Regions from separate parts of the Mus musculus genome. Here region 2 is linked to region 1. Evidence: chromatin loops called from intact Hi-C (ENCODE). Cell type or tissue: heart. All regions are shown on one strand.

Region 1 (8,000 bases):
TAGCCAGAAACCAGAACCATCCTGGGAGGAGAAAGACACACATCAAAGCCTCCAGGGTCACACCTGCTGAGAAGCCATTCAATTTGTAAGAGGGAAAAGTAATCTAAGCCAGTTGAAATAAGAAAGGAATTTGCCTCTTCAACTAAAAATTCTTAAGATTAAGGCAGTTTCAGAGAGATTTTTTTTTTCAAATTGAGGGCTACAGTCCCAGCTCTTTATGTATCCCTCAATTCTTCTTGCTGTGTTAGCTTTCTTCCAACATCGTACCACTTCAGAAGATGGGGGAGAGTCAACAGGTGTCCCACGGTCACCAGCTATGCTCTAGAGTATCTGACTGTGTCACGTTGAAACTCGTTTCTTACTGTGGGCCTTATTCTTGAAGGAGTTGCTCTGTCCATAACTAAACCACCACACTGTTTATGTAAGAGCAGAAAACTTTGTACAGTCAAAGCAAACATTGCAATTCAAAGCACACAATGGCCTCGAATCTGAGCTGAGGTATTTGAGGTAGCAACAGTTGGCACTGCAGGGTAGGATGGTCTGCAGGACAAAGCATGCAAGTTGTTAGCTCATTATCATTAGTGCAGTGAAGCTGCCTGATGCAACTTGGGTAAGTGATGTAACACCTGGGATTCATTGCCTGTTTCATTTTTAGTCCTTTATTTTTTTGTATATTAAAAAACAGCTTACTGTTGCAAACGTTTTTACAACCCCAACATTCAGTCATGTGATCTCACATGGCCATCTAACCACGACTAAAGAAGCTGGGGGGATGAAGGACCTCATCTGGTTGGCTTACTTGGAATTAGTTTAAATAAGAAAATGTAATTTCCATGATTCAAACAAGAAAATGTAATTTCCATGATTCATTAGACTTCTTATATACGAGAGTGCTCCAGGTTAACTTGGGTTAGAATTTAGCCCCCGACCTGGCACTGTTGAAAAGCAGTGAAATCGTTAAGAAATGGTGCCTAATGGGAAGTCTTTGGGTCATTGGTAGTGTATATTTAAATAGTATTGTGAAAACATGGTCTCCCCCGACCCGCAATCCCAATGCTTTCTAAGTATAAGGTGAGGTGCCTTTCTCTGTCTTATTGTCCACCCATGATGTTCTGACTTGCTATGGTACCTAAAGCAAGGAAGACAACTCACCACAGATTGTGACTGCCAATCTGAGACAAAATAGCCTTCCTCTCCTTAGGAGTTGACTTTCTCAGGTTATTTATTATAGTCACCGAAGCGGAGAGAGACATAATTAACTGAAGATGCTGTTTGACGATATACTTGCCTGAGCAGTACTTTCAAAAAAAGAGAAATTTCTCAATCTTGTAAAAGTGCTCTTCTCACACATGGGAGAAAGTGGAAAAGCAACAGGGCTACTGGCTCCTCTTCGGATCAAACCAATTCGGAATTTGCTATAGAGCAGATGGGGGACTCAGGTAAATAACATTCCCAAATAAAGGAAGATTTTCTTGCTTGACACAGGTTTCCGGAGTCACCTCTCAGAGACATCAGAACTGGTAGCAACCAAGTCCCTGTGAGAACCCCAGGTCCTTGCCTGAAGCATATTGCTCTCGTGTTCAGGTCCTGCCCTGCCTTTCAGAAAACTGACTGCTGCTCGGCACCACACAGATGTACCCTGAACGTAGAAGGTTTTAGCTACTGGAAAGCCAAGGCTTGCTTTCTTTCCACAAAGGAAACATGAATGCACACATGTGGTCAACACTCCCTCCTGACACCTCAGCCACATTTAACAGTCACAAGTTCATAATCCACAAATGTGGGTGACATCTTTTTTACTTGATTAAGAAACTTGTGGCCCAGCTACTGTCACAGACAGATGCAATGGGGATAAAACAAGGAAAACCCTGTACCTTCTCCTTGGCTGCCTCATTCCTAGACCGTTGTTGCCCTTCTGTTAACAAGGGCATAAAGGCCCTGCATTTGATGGCTCAAGGGAGCTATGTCCTGTCCCATGTGAGAGTAAAGTTACTTGTGGTTTTAGGTTTTCTAACCTCTAAAATCTCATTACAAAGTCTTCCAACAGCATCTTATAATATTCCCTACTAAGATATATTGTATGGATTCTATCGACGAGTGGGTTGCTAATCATTTAGTAACTAATCCAATGGGGACATGCAACTACAGAACCAGTAAGATGGCTCAGCAGCCAAGGGCACCTGTGCTCAAACCTGAGTCCAGTCTCTGGGACCCACAGAATAGGAGAGAATTGCATCCTGCAGTTTGTCCTCTGACCTCCACTGGCCTGCATCCACAAACATCCACATACAAACACAAAATAAGTAAGGAAAGTGTAACTTTAAAAAACACTAAAATCCACATGCCTGTGTACATGTCCGTATTTTTTATGAACTCTATATTCCTATATAAATCAATATTAAAGGCTATTTAGCAAAATATTGACAACCAAGGATTAAATTTTACAAATATCGTCATTGTAAATCATGTTTTGTGGTTTTCCTCAGAGTGATCTTATGTCTGACCAGGTTTCCCTCAGTGTGAACCATCGTAGATGTTTTTTATTTAGGTGAATAGAATGCACACAAACTCATCAATACATTTTATAAAATTGTTAATGTAGTAACTACAGAACTTAGATTTACTGTGAATTAAAAATGTTTTCTCCATACCAGTTTTCTTAAGTGCAGACAACAAACAAAATAGTAAACCAAGCTTGTATTTTGGCATTTGACAATCCTCAGTGTACAAGCACTGAGGTAGGCTGTCGGCCTCTGGTTTGATGTCACTGAGGTTGGCTGTAGGCCTCTGATTTGATGTCACTGAGGTTGGCTGTAGGCCTCTCATTTGATGTCACTGAGGTTGGCTGTAGGCCTCTGATTTGATGTCACTGAGGGTTGGCTGTAGGCCTCTGATTTGATGTCACTGAGGGTTGGCTGTAGGCCTCTGATTTGATGCCATTGATGGTAAGTAGGCTGGGATAAGAAGACTGGCATTGTCGCTCCCTATCCTACCATGTTTCAGCCAAACAGCTCAAACAATGCAAATAGTTACAAGTACATAAATAGGAGCAAAATATATATGGGGTTGGGAATATAGCCTAATTGGAAGACTGCTTAGCGAGTGTGCACGAAGATCCTGGGCTCACTCTTGCTCTTGCCAGAAGACACTTGTTATCCCAGCCCTTTGTAGGTAGAGGCAGGAGGATCATAAATTCAGTATCATCCTTAGGTACATACTGAGTTCCAGACAAGCCTGAGCTACATGAATTCCTGAGGGGGAAAAAAAAGAAAGGAAAGAAAAATACACACACACACACATTCACAGGGCAGGATGAAGTGATAGTTATTAAAAAGGAGTAAATTTGAGTATTTATTACTTTTAAGATTATTTAATCATTAAGTTTAAGTGCTTTTTTTTTTTTAAATGATGGTCATGTTTAACAGCCAGCTCGCAAAATCCAGCCATCTGCAGTTAAAAGCCCAGCACACCACTGACGTCTGTATCCACAGGTGCCCTTAGAGTTTGGGGATCAGTTCTTGATGTTTCCTTTCCAATTCATAGAGATTAAATTTTAGGCATGACTTGTCTCATCTTTTTGACTTCCTCTAATAATTACTAAACATGATGAAGGTTTGTGGCTTGCAAATTGCTTTTTGATACGCCCTGACAAAGATGGATCCTATAATATTTATAATATCGGTGGCAAATAGAGTGTGAGAGGAGACCAGGGCAGCTACAGCGTCTCAGGACAGCATGCACTCCCTCCTCTTATTGGCAAGCCGTTAGAGTACACTCTCTAAAGGCAGGAACTCAGACCAGCACCCCTCATCCCCACCTTACAGCACAGGTATTTAATGTAGGCTGTTACATAACTCTGATGCCAAGAGGGGCAATTTCCAGTCTTCTCCATTGAGATTCTCTGGCTGGTTTTGACTGCCTCTGGTAGAGCCTGCCTCACTTGGACAGATGCACTTTGGGAACCATTCGCTTTTCAGCCTCTGCCTGCCAGCTTTCAGTTGCTGAAGGTACAGGGGACTATTCCAGGCCTTCTGTTTATGATTCCCGCCCTGCTGACTTTGGCTTGGCTGTGTGGAACCCACACCCAGCTGGAAAGTAGATTGGATGGAGCAGGCCTCTCCTGTCTTGTCAACTTTGACCTCAAAGAGTGTGTCCTGGCACCAGGAACAAATTTCCATTTTAGAACTCCAATTTGAAGCATGCTGCCATTTCTGCTGGATAATTTACAGAGTTTATATGCTCAGATAGCTATTTCAGTGGGGTACCTTCTAGTTCTGGAAACCCAAATTAACCAAGAATGTAACATACTTAAGGTAGGGTAGTTAACTCCATTTTCTATGATTCTTGCAGAGGAATGGTGAGCCCTTCAGAGGTGACACTGAAATGCCCCTGGCAGACAGCATAAGCATTGGCTGTCACTTGTATGATAGCATCTGGACCTGGCTTACCTATTTGAAGAGAATTAGTATTGTTTTTTAAATGTCATTCATCTACCTTGAGAAACATGAAACTGTAACACTTTAGAATAATGTTCCTTCAGAGCCTTAGTTTGGGGCCTAGTGACTAGGCCTTGGTGAGACAGCTTAGGAAATAAAGAATGTCAGTGACTAGAATCAGAGACATGTGTGACAGTTCACAGAAGACTTGGTGTTGGCATCAGCAAAATGTGAATCAGGCTCAATACAACAACAACAACAACAACAACAAACAACAACATCAACAATAACAACAGCAACAACAAAGCCACGCATCATCCTTGCAAACTGTGTGTGTCACAAAAAGAGCAGTTTAACATACATATGTATATATGTATACATATAGTACATGGTATTTTCATCTAGTTCTAGAATCTAAAACTAGTAAAAATTTCCATAGCACAGTCAAATGGAATGTCATTAAATTCATTTCACAACAACTGCAAACATTATTTTTAAATAAAAATTACAAGTATTTCTATATAAAACTCATAAATATGTAAACTAGGCTACAGATATTATCATGCAAGAATGTTCTGCATGTTAGAGTGTGGACTTCATTTACAAAGGACCATGAACAAATGGGAAGAAATTTCTTAAGAACTAGACAGCAGTAATTTATAAGAATGAGCAGCTTCCCTTGTGTGTGTGTGTGTGTGTGTGTGTGTGTGTGTGTGTGTGTGTGTAGAAGATATTCCAACATAAAGACACTGGGTGTGTTGGAAATACGAGCCACAGAGCTGATGCACAATTCTTACCCAACAGCTCTAACTGACAGCAGAGTTACAGGGATCACGCTTGCTTGGGCATTGCCTGCTTTGCCTAGGAGGTAACCTTCATGAAGCTTACCCTCTACCTTGGGTAAACACAGGCCCGGCTGAGCCACACAGAAAGAACTGGTGCAGGCAACAGAAGAGTTGCTGGCTTTCTAAGCCTGGGGACTTGGTAATATTCCCAGCTTTCCTTTACTGAGGATGAAATGCTTCATGGTCTGGTTCCAGGAAGAGATAGATGTTCTTGGACTTACACACAGGTCACTGCACTCTGCCTTACCAACAACTCTACCAGCGAGTCTGAGAAAGTCAGGCTTTCTGACCTACTTTCCCAAACGCAGAAGTTCCACATGGAATAAATGCCTCCTTTGTAGCTTTTAAATTGTATGTATTTTGTTACATCTTGTAAACCCCAAAAACGCTTTCTGGAAACAAAGTGATGTAGAACAGGGAAGCACACTCACACTTTCTAAAATTATGGCCACTAAAAGGGGAAACACACAAACATAACTACAGAAACAAACCAAAAAGAACTTGCAGTCATGGCCTTGCTCAGATGAAACTTCCCAGAAAAATAGATCAGAATGAAAGGTGGAGGAGCAAAGAAAGTGAAGTCCCGAAGAACCTGTTGATCTGCCCACCTTTTTGCATGTTCTGTGTGCTGAGAAGTAACTATAGGAGACTAAGCCCTGGGATTTTTAGGACAGTTATACGTGCCTATCAACCCAACAGAGCCTCTGACTCTTGATCCCTTTTCATAGTTAAGGTGGCTAGTTGCCCCTTATTGTGTGGCTAAAAGGCTTTTTATGTCACCAAGAACACAGTTCTAACCCTCTGTTCTAGTTACATCTCTGTGGTTGTGATAAAACATTCTGACCCAAAGCAGCTTAGGGAAAGAAAGCCTTTAGTTGGCTGATACTTCCATGGCATTAAGAGAAATCAAGGCAGGAATCTGGTGGACAGGACAGCTTGCAATTTCAGGAAGCGTTACCTCTGACCAGGGCACTCACTCACAGCCTGGGATGTACAGCAGAATCCGTGGAGGAACACTGCTAACTGGATCGCTGTCTGGTTTACTTTCAAGTTCATCCTGAGTTGCCTTGTTTTATACAAACCAGCAACACTTGCTTAGGGAATGATGCCTCCCACAGTGGGATGATCCTTCGAATATCAACTGACAATCAAGACAATCTCATACAGACATACCACAGGCCAATCTGATTTGGGCAATTCATTCACAGAAATCTCTTCTCATGTGATTCTAAGCTGGTTCAAGTTCAAGCTAACTAGGACACCTGTGTAACCATTGCTTGAATCTATTAAATTTTCCTTCCATGTATACATCCTAACACACTGATGTCAAATGACATGTTTTAAAACATTTAAATGCAACCAAGCAGAAACTACTGTTGTCAATCAATAAGGTATTTGGCTATGGAAGAAAATTAAGAGACTGGTTCAAGAAGTGATGAGAAGCTGTGTATTTGAGATAAAGTTGTACTGGCCAGTTAGTAGATAGAACATCAGATAATCTGCCCCCACACACACACACATAAATATATATGGAGAGAGAGAGAGAGAGAGAGAGAGAGAGAGAGAGAGAGAGAGAGAGAGAGAGAGAATCCCTATTAGCTCCTCTAGTTCACCAGAATGCATGGCTGCAGTAATTTTCTCATTGTCTCTGAAAAGTATTATAGGTAGTTCTTGTGCGCACCCGGCTCGCCAGCAAGAATGACACTGCAACAGGATCCTTCTGCAAACATTTATTGGGAGAGCTTGATTGCAGAGGCGAAGAGACCCCAAGCCCAGAACTGGTGCTGCTTATATAGGCCTAGGAGAGGCGTGTCTCACACCCGGATTGGTTGTGCATGGGTTATGCTTACCACCTCATTTGCATGCCTACATCTGATTGGTTAACTTCTCTCTCATCTGATTGGTTAACTTCTCTCTCATCTGATTGGTTAACTTGTCTCTCATCTGATTGGTTAATTTTGGTTAATTCTTAAAACCTCATCTTGGCAGAAAACTTTACTGCCTATGTATGTGTGGTGGCCAGCAGAAGCCAGCGCCACCCAGCGCCACCCTGCAACGGCACATGTGGCTTCCCACAGGTAGTATAATTTACAAAGCTGATTTTTTTATATACCATTATTTGTCCTTAAACATTTCTAGAGTCATGCCATTTTTTTATTCTCAAAAATCAAGATATGAAGACCTACACTGATTTGCTTTCTTAGTCTATGCCATAGTAATGGTCCAATTCAAGAAGTACAGGCCTGGATAGAAATCCCAGTCCCTGCTCTAGGGATGGAATTATACCCCCAAGAGAATATGTCCTCCATTCAATTAATTCAATTATTACAACAACACCATGTGTAGTAATTACATGAAAATGTATACAATTTTATTTCAGGAAGTTTTTTAAGTGGTGAAGATTAAGTTGAGGACTTAAAGCTGTGTATAATCACTCAGTGGAAATCATGACAACATGGATGTGATTTCTATTCAGCCTTCTTTGAAGATGATTTAGGATCATGCTACGTACATATTCCCATGTCTTACCACTTTCATTGATACGGTTCTGCTTTTTTCTTAATTATTGATATAACAATGTGGCACAATCCTTTCTGAAGCTATATTCTTTTAAAGTATGAATTCTCAGAACTAGAAAGATAGCCCAGCAGTTGGCAGTGCTCACTAGTTTTTCAAAGGATCAGAGTCGAATTCCCTGTGCCTGTGTCATAACCGCCTG
Region 2 (8,000 bases), 110 kb after region 1:
CACTACTTTGTTTCGTTTGTTAAGAACTGATATTTTCCCTGATTTTATTAAAAGTCTACAGACTGCCTAATAACAACAGGACCACACAATCCTCAAAAGATGTCTCTGTGTAAGTAACGGTTCTTATGTTCATGTTTTAGGTGGGGAAATGATCCGCCTCACCTATGTTGCAAGAAATAAACAAATGCACTTAAAGTCCGGAGAACACACTTGCCCCCTATTGCTCCAAATTCTGCCATCATCTTTATTTTATGCTGCATTTCTTGCACTGTCTCTGGGAATTTTTGAGAGTACTTGGTGAGTAGCTAGTTCCCAAGGAGCTCATTCCATCCCGGTGACGATGAAGAAACGTCACCCTGTGCCCTAGCATCCTGCAGCACCTCCTTGTAGTTACTCTCTTAAAAGGTCCATTAAGACTAATTTCCAGTAATTGTTCATTTAAGTTTGGCAAATGTTCCAATTTGCTCTCTTTTGCTGCACTAAAGACCATGACCAAAAGCAACACTGGCTTACATGCCTGACTCATGGTCCATTATTCAGGGAAGTCACTGTTGGAACCCAAGTCAGGAAACCAGAAGGAAGACTGAAGCAGAGACCATGAAGGAATGCTCTCCACACTCCCATGCAACCACCTTTCTGATACCTTCTGGGAGCACCTGCACAGTGATGACAGTCCCCACAGAAAACTGGGTTCTCCTATGTCAACCACCAACTGATAATTCCCCCACAGATTTGCCTGCAGTCCAATCTGATGGAGGCATCCGGCCCTGTTCACCCTCCATTTTCCCCACAAATTATTTAAGTTCGTAACTAGTCAGTATAGCATACATACAGAGAAACACAACAAGTGCACACATCTGTTGCTTAGCCTCTAACGCGCTTCTGCTATGGGAAAGTCATGGATTAGTTAGCTCTTAAACTTCATTTCTTTAATATCTCACAATTTGCCTTTTTATGTCAAGAACAGGGAGATCCATTCAAGCTTTGCAGCCAGATGAATTTAATTTGTTCTCAGTAATGTATAGCAGATACAGTATATAACAAAATTTAATTATAATCCTGCTGATGGATATTTGAATTGTTTCCAGTTAGGGATTACATAAATGCTGATACTATGAACTTCTTGGGTATGCTTTTGGAAAACACACACACACACACACACACATGAATTCCTGGACTCAGGAGGAAAATGTGGGTCACCCAGTCTGTGCACGTTCCTGGGAGCATGAGTCCTGGTCCTAACAAGGAGGGTGTAAGAAGTGTCAGTGTCCCGCATCTTTACAAATACATGGTGGCATCATTGTCATTTACTTTTAACCACTTGGGTAAGTCTTCCGGAATGTTTTCTTCTTCACAGATCAATTTCACTGTGAGATGGAATGCATGTAAACATGTTTATCACACACTTGCATGTTCCCTTTTGAGAATCACCTATCTGAGGTACTTACAGCTTTTTTTTTTCTTTTTTAATCTTGTTTCCTCCACCATTTTCTAATTGCTTAATAACAATATGTTATGGGGGATGGAGAGATGGCTCGGTGGTGACCATTGCTCTTTCAGAGTGGCTGAGTTCAGTTCCCAGCACCCACCTGATAGTTTACTATAATTTAGGGTACATGCATATGCACAGGCAATCATACACATAAGAATACTTTTTAAAAACTTTAAAGGAGCTGTAGAAGTGCCTCCATGATTAAAAGCACTTGCTGGCTTTGCAGAGGACTGGGGCCACTCTGCAGTACCTGCATGGCAGTTCACAGCCTCCTGTAACTGCAGTTAGAGGAGTTCTGACAACCTCTTCTGGCCTCTGTGTGTACCAGGCATACATGTGGTGCACATGCATAAGTGCAAGTGAAATACACTCACACAAATTATAAATACATACATACATACATACATACATACATACATACATACATACATACATATTTAAAATACAATCTACTATATGATCTAGCCATGAATCCCACCTATTTTATAGCCATCCTCTTCTTGTTTTCAGTTTATTTTCATTTTGTCATTTTCTCCCCCACTGACTTATCTTCTAATTATTTTCATGTGAAAATTAGTGGTTACAGCATGCACTGCTGACTCACAATTATAATCTAATATAGAATGAGAATTATGCTCACTTACTGAACAATTTAAGTGACTATAATCAATGGAACAAAGAGACAATGTTTTCAGTGTTGATGAGGAAAGATGGTAAATTTCATTGACACTGGAAAATGAAAGAAACAAAAAGTGATGAGAAGAAATGTGATCAGGATGGTGCCTTAATGGTGTATGGCAGATTCTCTACTGTTTACAAACTTAGTAATTTAACCTGAGGCAATGAAGCGAGAAACAGAAGCTTAGTTGTGTTACATTAATGTAAGGGCAGCCAACAGAGGAGTAGAAATTGATGTGCATTTGTCTTTTGTTGCTGTAATCTAAGATGCTTTTTATATATGGTGAACCCTGTATTATGAGTCAGAATGGATAGGAAAGACTTCCCAAAACAAAAAAATATGAAAATTTTTGTACAATATTGAAGCAGGTCTATATTTTAAGTTCAGTCAATAGATTCACCATTGTGATATTTTATTTAAGGAACTAATATCCAGAGAACACAGGGCTATATTATTTGTCTTCTGTTTCCAGGGCTGAGGCAGGGGAATGGTCATCATATAGATTTGTAACAAATTAATACAAGGTAACTTGAAGCTACATGTGGGAGCGTTTTAAATTTTGTTTATTTATTATTTATTCATTATTGAATCATTTTGTAGAGCTCAGGCTTAACATCATAGCCTTGCATATGCTAGCCAAGTACTTTACCACAGAGGAAAATAACCAGCCACCAGATATTTGAAACAGGGACTTGCTGTACAGTTTAGGCTGGCCTTAAGTATGATTCTTCTGTCTCAGCATCCTGTGTGTGAAGATTACATGTGTGAGGCATCATGCCCAGTGAGCAGTTTAAAATGAGATGTTTAACCTCCAATCTCATCTTTCAGCTATATTAATGAATTGCTATCTCTACCATATGTCCCTTTTTATTTAGATGAAAAATACCTACTAAATTGAAACCTAAAGATACATCTTTTAAATTTTATTCAGTTTGTTTTTATAATTCAAACTAAACTATTTAAGACATACAAGAGACTAGTGAATGATAAGGAATAAGAAATATTGAAACATGCCAGTAAGCAAACATTTGAATTAAATGTTTAAAAACCAAATAAATAGAAGAACAAAGGCATTTATTTTTATTGCTATGTGAGGATAGAAAATAAAAGTTATTTATGCTGACAAAGGACATATATAATACAAATACACTGAACATTGATTTTAATGTATAAAGTGATAAAAATGTGACTGGAACAAAGTTGGCAGCATGAATAAAAGGAGAAACATTTAATAGTGGAATAGCCACAGCAGATCTTAATAATGCATATACATATATGTGTAGAATACAAATATATTATATATATTAACTATTTATATACTACATAAGAAAATAAAAAGATAAATGAACTAAATAGCCTACTCTGTAACAAAAAGAGAAAGAAATAGATATAGGGAAGGAATAAGAGGATTTGTAGGAAGGATCAGCATGCAATAATAAATTCAATTTCTTCCAGGAAGGGTTAAAATGAATTCCAGAGGTGGTTCTGTCTTTAGGACCAGATCAGTCACTAATAAACGTAACTTTGGAAAGACAGCTATGACAGAGATGAACTCTATACTCTGTGTATTCAGCAGCGCTCAAGGGGAAAAAAAGTAGGAAACAAAACTGAGCAACTGAAAGTAAATACAGATGATGTGGATAGATTTTAGATCACGTATGCAGATATTACAATTGATTGAGGAAGAGACAGAGGAGGCCGGAGAGATGGCTCAGAGGGTAAGACCATAAACTGTTCTTACAGGAGACTCAAGTTCAGTTCCAAGGGTCCATGTCAAGGGACTTCGAATTACCTGTAATTCTAGTTCCAGGGGAAACTTTGGGTACTGCACTCATGTGGACATTATCCACCAACACACACACACGCACACCCACACGCACACATAAATGAAAACTAAACAAAATTTTGATTAGAGAAGAAATGGAAATCTAAGTAGGTTTTCTCTATCCTGATACTACAAATTTAATTTGTGTGTGAGAAATATTTGCGTATAAAACAAAACACAATCAAACTAAAATTATGCACGCCCATATTCCTGACATTCTGATCTAATATTCATCTTGAGCATGAGAAACATCTAAGACATCCAAAGGGATTATAGTATACCCCCAAATGGAGCTTGTTTCTACGGGAAAATCACTTAGAAAAGTACTACCCTAAAAAGCACTGCTCCAATGATACAAATCTCTTCTACATGACCAAATTAAAAACCAGACTGATACTTCTTAAGTATTTCAGATTAAAACAGAAAAGCACCTGAAAGCAAGTTTGTAAGACCAGCTTGCTGAGGAAGCCAAACCTTAGATGTCTGCACATGAGGTGAAGAAAACAGAAGCTTGAGTCAGTCTCCTTCCTGCAAAGCAGAGCTGAGTAGACCATCTCAAGAAAGGATGGCGAGAAGCCTGCACAAAGGCGCAGGGTCCACCCTGAGGAGGAAATGCAGTAAAATAACTCACCACATTTAGACTTGTAAAAAGTCAGAAAACTCATCAGCTTTCCTGCTGGTGTTTTGATGTCTGTTAGTAATGTAAAAGAAAGTATTTTTATTTCAATGAATACATCAGAATACATCTTCAGTTTGTTTAAAATATCACATATAGCCAGGATGATAATCTTAACATCTGAGATACTGAAGAAGAGAGCAATCGTGAGCTCAAGACCAGTCTATGCTACACAGTGAATCCCAGGTATCCACAAAAACATCTGAAGAACATAAACCTAAATATGATTCTTGAAGAGAATACCTCAAGGAATTTTGCCTTAATTAACTTTCTGATTAAGTTAGTCACGGCAGCTCACCCCTGTAATGCCAGCCTTTGGGGAAGGAAGGAAGGAAGGAAGGAAGGGAGGGAGGGAGGGAGGGAGGGAGGGAGGGAGGAAGACTGCTGTGATTTCAAGACCAGCATGGGCTATATAATGAATGCCATTATAGCCATGGCTGCTGAGTAGAACACGGTTCCAAACAAAACAGAGACTCAGTGGCACTGGAGAAATGGCTCAGTGGTAAAGAGCACTTAACTGGTTTCCAGAATTCCAGAATACTGTTTTCCAGAGTTCAGTTCCTGGCATCTACACCAGGTGCCTCACAACTACCTGCAATGTCAGCTTCACTCACATGAGTATACCCAAACACAGATGAACAAAACTAAAATAAATCTTAAAAAAAAAAAACAATTAATGTGTGGATTACCAAACCCACCCTTAAGTTTATTTATGAAAAAAAGGGGTTCCATTAAAGATAAGAACAAGATTAGAATGCTAAGTGACAGTACTGGTAAATGGTGGGGATATCCTCTGAATACACCTTTGGTCTATTGATGATCTTCCAAGAAGAATACAATCAGGATCATAATGAATTTATCAAATGATGTCTAGGGCTGAAAGAGTAGATTGCAAGTTAGTGTTACTAACCTTTTAAAAAGAGGCTGTGGATGCTCATGTTGTACATTTATCCCGTGTCCTTATGTTTTAAGTTGTACAGCAGAAATACACAAAAGTCTGACCATGGTGGGTGGCAGGGTGGCTTTATAGGAAGATAACTTTAAAGTTTATGGAGTGTTTATATGGTGTTAGAGGTTACCCTCCTTCTGCCCCAAAGTGACATGTGTCATTTTCAAAATCACGAAAAAAATAAATGATACATTTCCAGTATAGACAAAATTGCATGAGTCACATGGAGATATTATGCCAATTATTCATGAAAATATTTCAGCGACAGGAGTAGAAGCAAGATTGTTCTGCTACTGAAGCCAAGACAAATAATCTAAGGAGTTGCTCTGAAGTTAGTTTAAAATTCCTACCGTCGCTGCTTCTTGTGGGGACTGCAGTGATAAAAGAATACTCCTATACAAACCTGTGGAGATTATCCCAATATAATTTTCACAACAGAAAATTCAAGGTATGGTGTTGCAGTTTGGACCCCAGTCATCCTCTTCTGGTTTCTTCCAGCCTTTCTGACCTGGAAACCCAGGAAATATTAATTGCCAGGCAAATATTAAATTGTTTTTTAGAGTTGTGCTTTGTTTGTCTTGCTGTGCACTATTTGAGATAGTTGCCAATATTGAAATATTGGGATCCTCCATCAAGAGATTGGGGGTCTTCTTAAAAACACAGACTTTGTTAGGGTTGAATCCCTGCTCTCCAAAGGGGAGTTTGGCCCATTTGCTTTACAAAACTGACACCAACCCCTGTCTTTTCTCTCCCTCTCCTATTGGCCAACGTCCCAGGGAATGGGTTTTGCCACACTTTGATGGTGTGTCCCACAAATACAGCCCCAAAGACACACATCCCTTCAATGCCTTCAATTGTTGTCACTTTGAGTCGCTAAAAATTGAGAAGAATGCTTTGTGCCATTCTACCTGTCTATCAGCAATTTTCATTTGCGGGAAAGCAAGTCTAAATCATGTCTGAGCACACTTGATGTACCCATGAATCGGGAGGTATAGATCTTTCTGAGACACCAAAGACCTCATAGGGTCTCTTCAGGAGTCGCCATTAGAAAACTGAGATAATAAAGTCTGTTAAAATTAACCAAAGTCTAAAGGCTCCCCTGTTGTAGAAATACAATGGTGTTCCTCCTATAAAACAATATGAACTAACCAGTACCCCCAGAGTTCATGTCTCTAGTTTCATATGTAGCAGAGGATGGCCTAGTGGGCCATCAATGGGAGGAGAGGCCCTTGGTCTTGCGAAGATTTTTATACCCCAGTATAGGGGAATGAGAGGGCCAGGAAGTGGGATTGGGTGGGTTGGGAAGCAGGGGGAGGGGTGAGGGTATAGAGAATTTTCAGAGAGGAAACTAGGAAAGGGTGTAGCATTTGAAATGTAAAGGAAGAAAACATCTAATAATAATTATAATAATATCTATTACCAAAAAAATAAGAGAGAAAAAAATTATCATGGTGGCCAGCTAAACACTGTACAATGCTCCCACCCTGTGGCCAAATCATGAAGCAGCTCCTTTATCATTACATGAAGTCATCATGCCATCTTCTGGGAAATTCTGGGACTGCATGACATGCTATGGAAACATTCAAAAGCCCCAAATCTAAATACTTATAAATATTCACACCAAATTGTGTGCATGACTGTAAACTGTGGCTTACTAATTGTGGATAGCTGTGGAATCACCTGGCTAATGCCTAGAATCTTGGTTCTAGGAGATAATGCAGATGTTTACACCAGGAAGTTGAGGAACAATTATGTTGGGGGAGAAGAGACTGAGAAAGTCCCCAATTCAGATGGTTTGGGTTGGCGATTCCCAAATGTTTCCTGTTGGTCCCATCAAAACTAGATAATTCTGGACAGTGGTGGCACATGCCTTTAATCCCAGCATCTGGGAGGCAGAGGCGTGTGGATTTCTGAGTTTGAGGGCAACCTGGCTTACAGAAGGAGTTCCAGGACAGCCAGGCCTATACAGACAAACCCTGTCCTCCCCCCCCCCCCACACACACACAAAAACAAAACAAAACAAAAACAAAAACAAAACTAGATAATATCTTGATAGAGATCTGAGGGTTTTGTTGTTGTTTTGGTTGGTTTTGGGTTTTGGTTCCTATCTCAGAAATTTTAATTCAGTGTGTCTTTTCTAGGATCCTTGTAGTCTGCATTCTAAAGATCTCTTCTGATGGTTTAGTGAGCACCATGCCTAGGGAATGGTGTTACCCACAATGGACTGGGACTTCCCACATGAATTAAAACAATCCCCACAGACAAGTCCAATGTAGCCAATCTCTCATTGAGACTCTTCCCAGGTGATCCTAGAATATATCAAGTAGACAATTAATAGTAACAATCACATCAACGAAGAGGAGGAAGGTTTGTCAGAAC

What was found. Peaks named below come from ENCODE experiments on the same cell type or tissue, not always from the same donor. Only the 100,000 strongest peaks of a DNase experiment are listed, where the experiment ranks them.
Region 2: a loop joins it to region 1, with 2.8 times the contacts of the local background. A loop is called at or near these places in 5 of 42 quality-filtered maps.

What each region holds. Positions count from the first base shown.
Region 1 is chr7:72,511,094-72,519,093 of GRCm38, reverse strand. No RefSeq gene overlaps it. Among named protein-coding and RNA genes, the nearest start is that of Gm39035, 210 kb to the right of the region's middle. In heart, no CTCF peak of the experiment used is centred here; a DNase peak (open chromatin) is centred at 4,043.
Region 2 is chr7:72,399,384-72,407,383 of GRCm38, reverse strand. No RefSeq gene overlaps it. Among named protein-coding and RNA genes, the nearest start is that of Gm39035, 97 kb to the right of the region's middle. In heart, no CTCF peak of the experiment used is centred here; no DNase peak of the experiment used is centred here; H3K27me3 peaks cover 275 bases.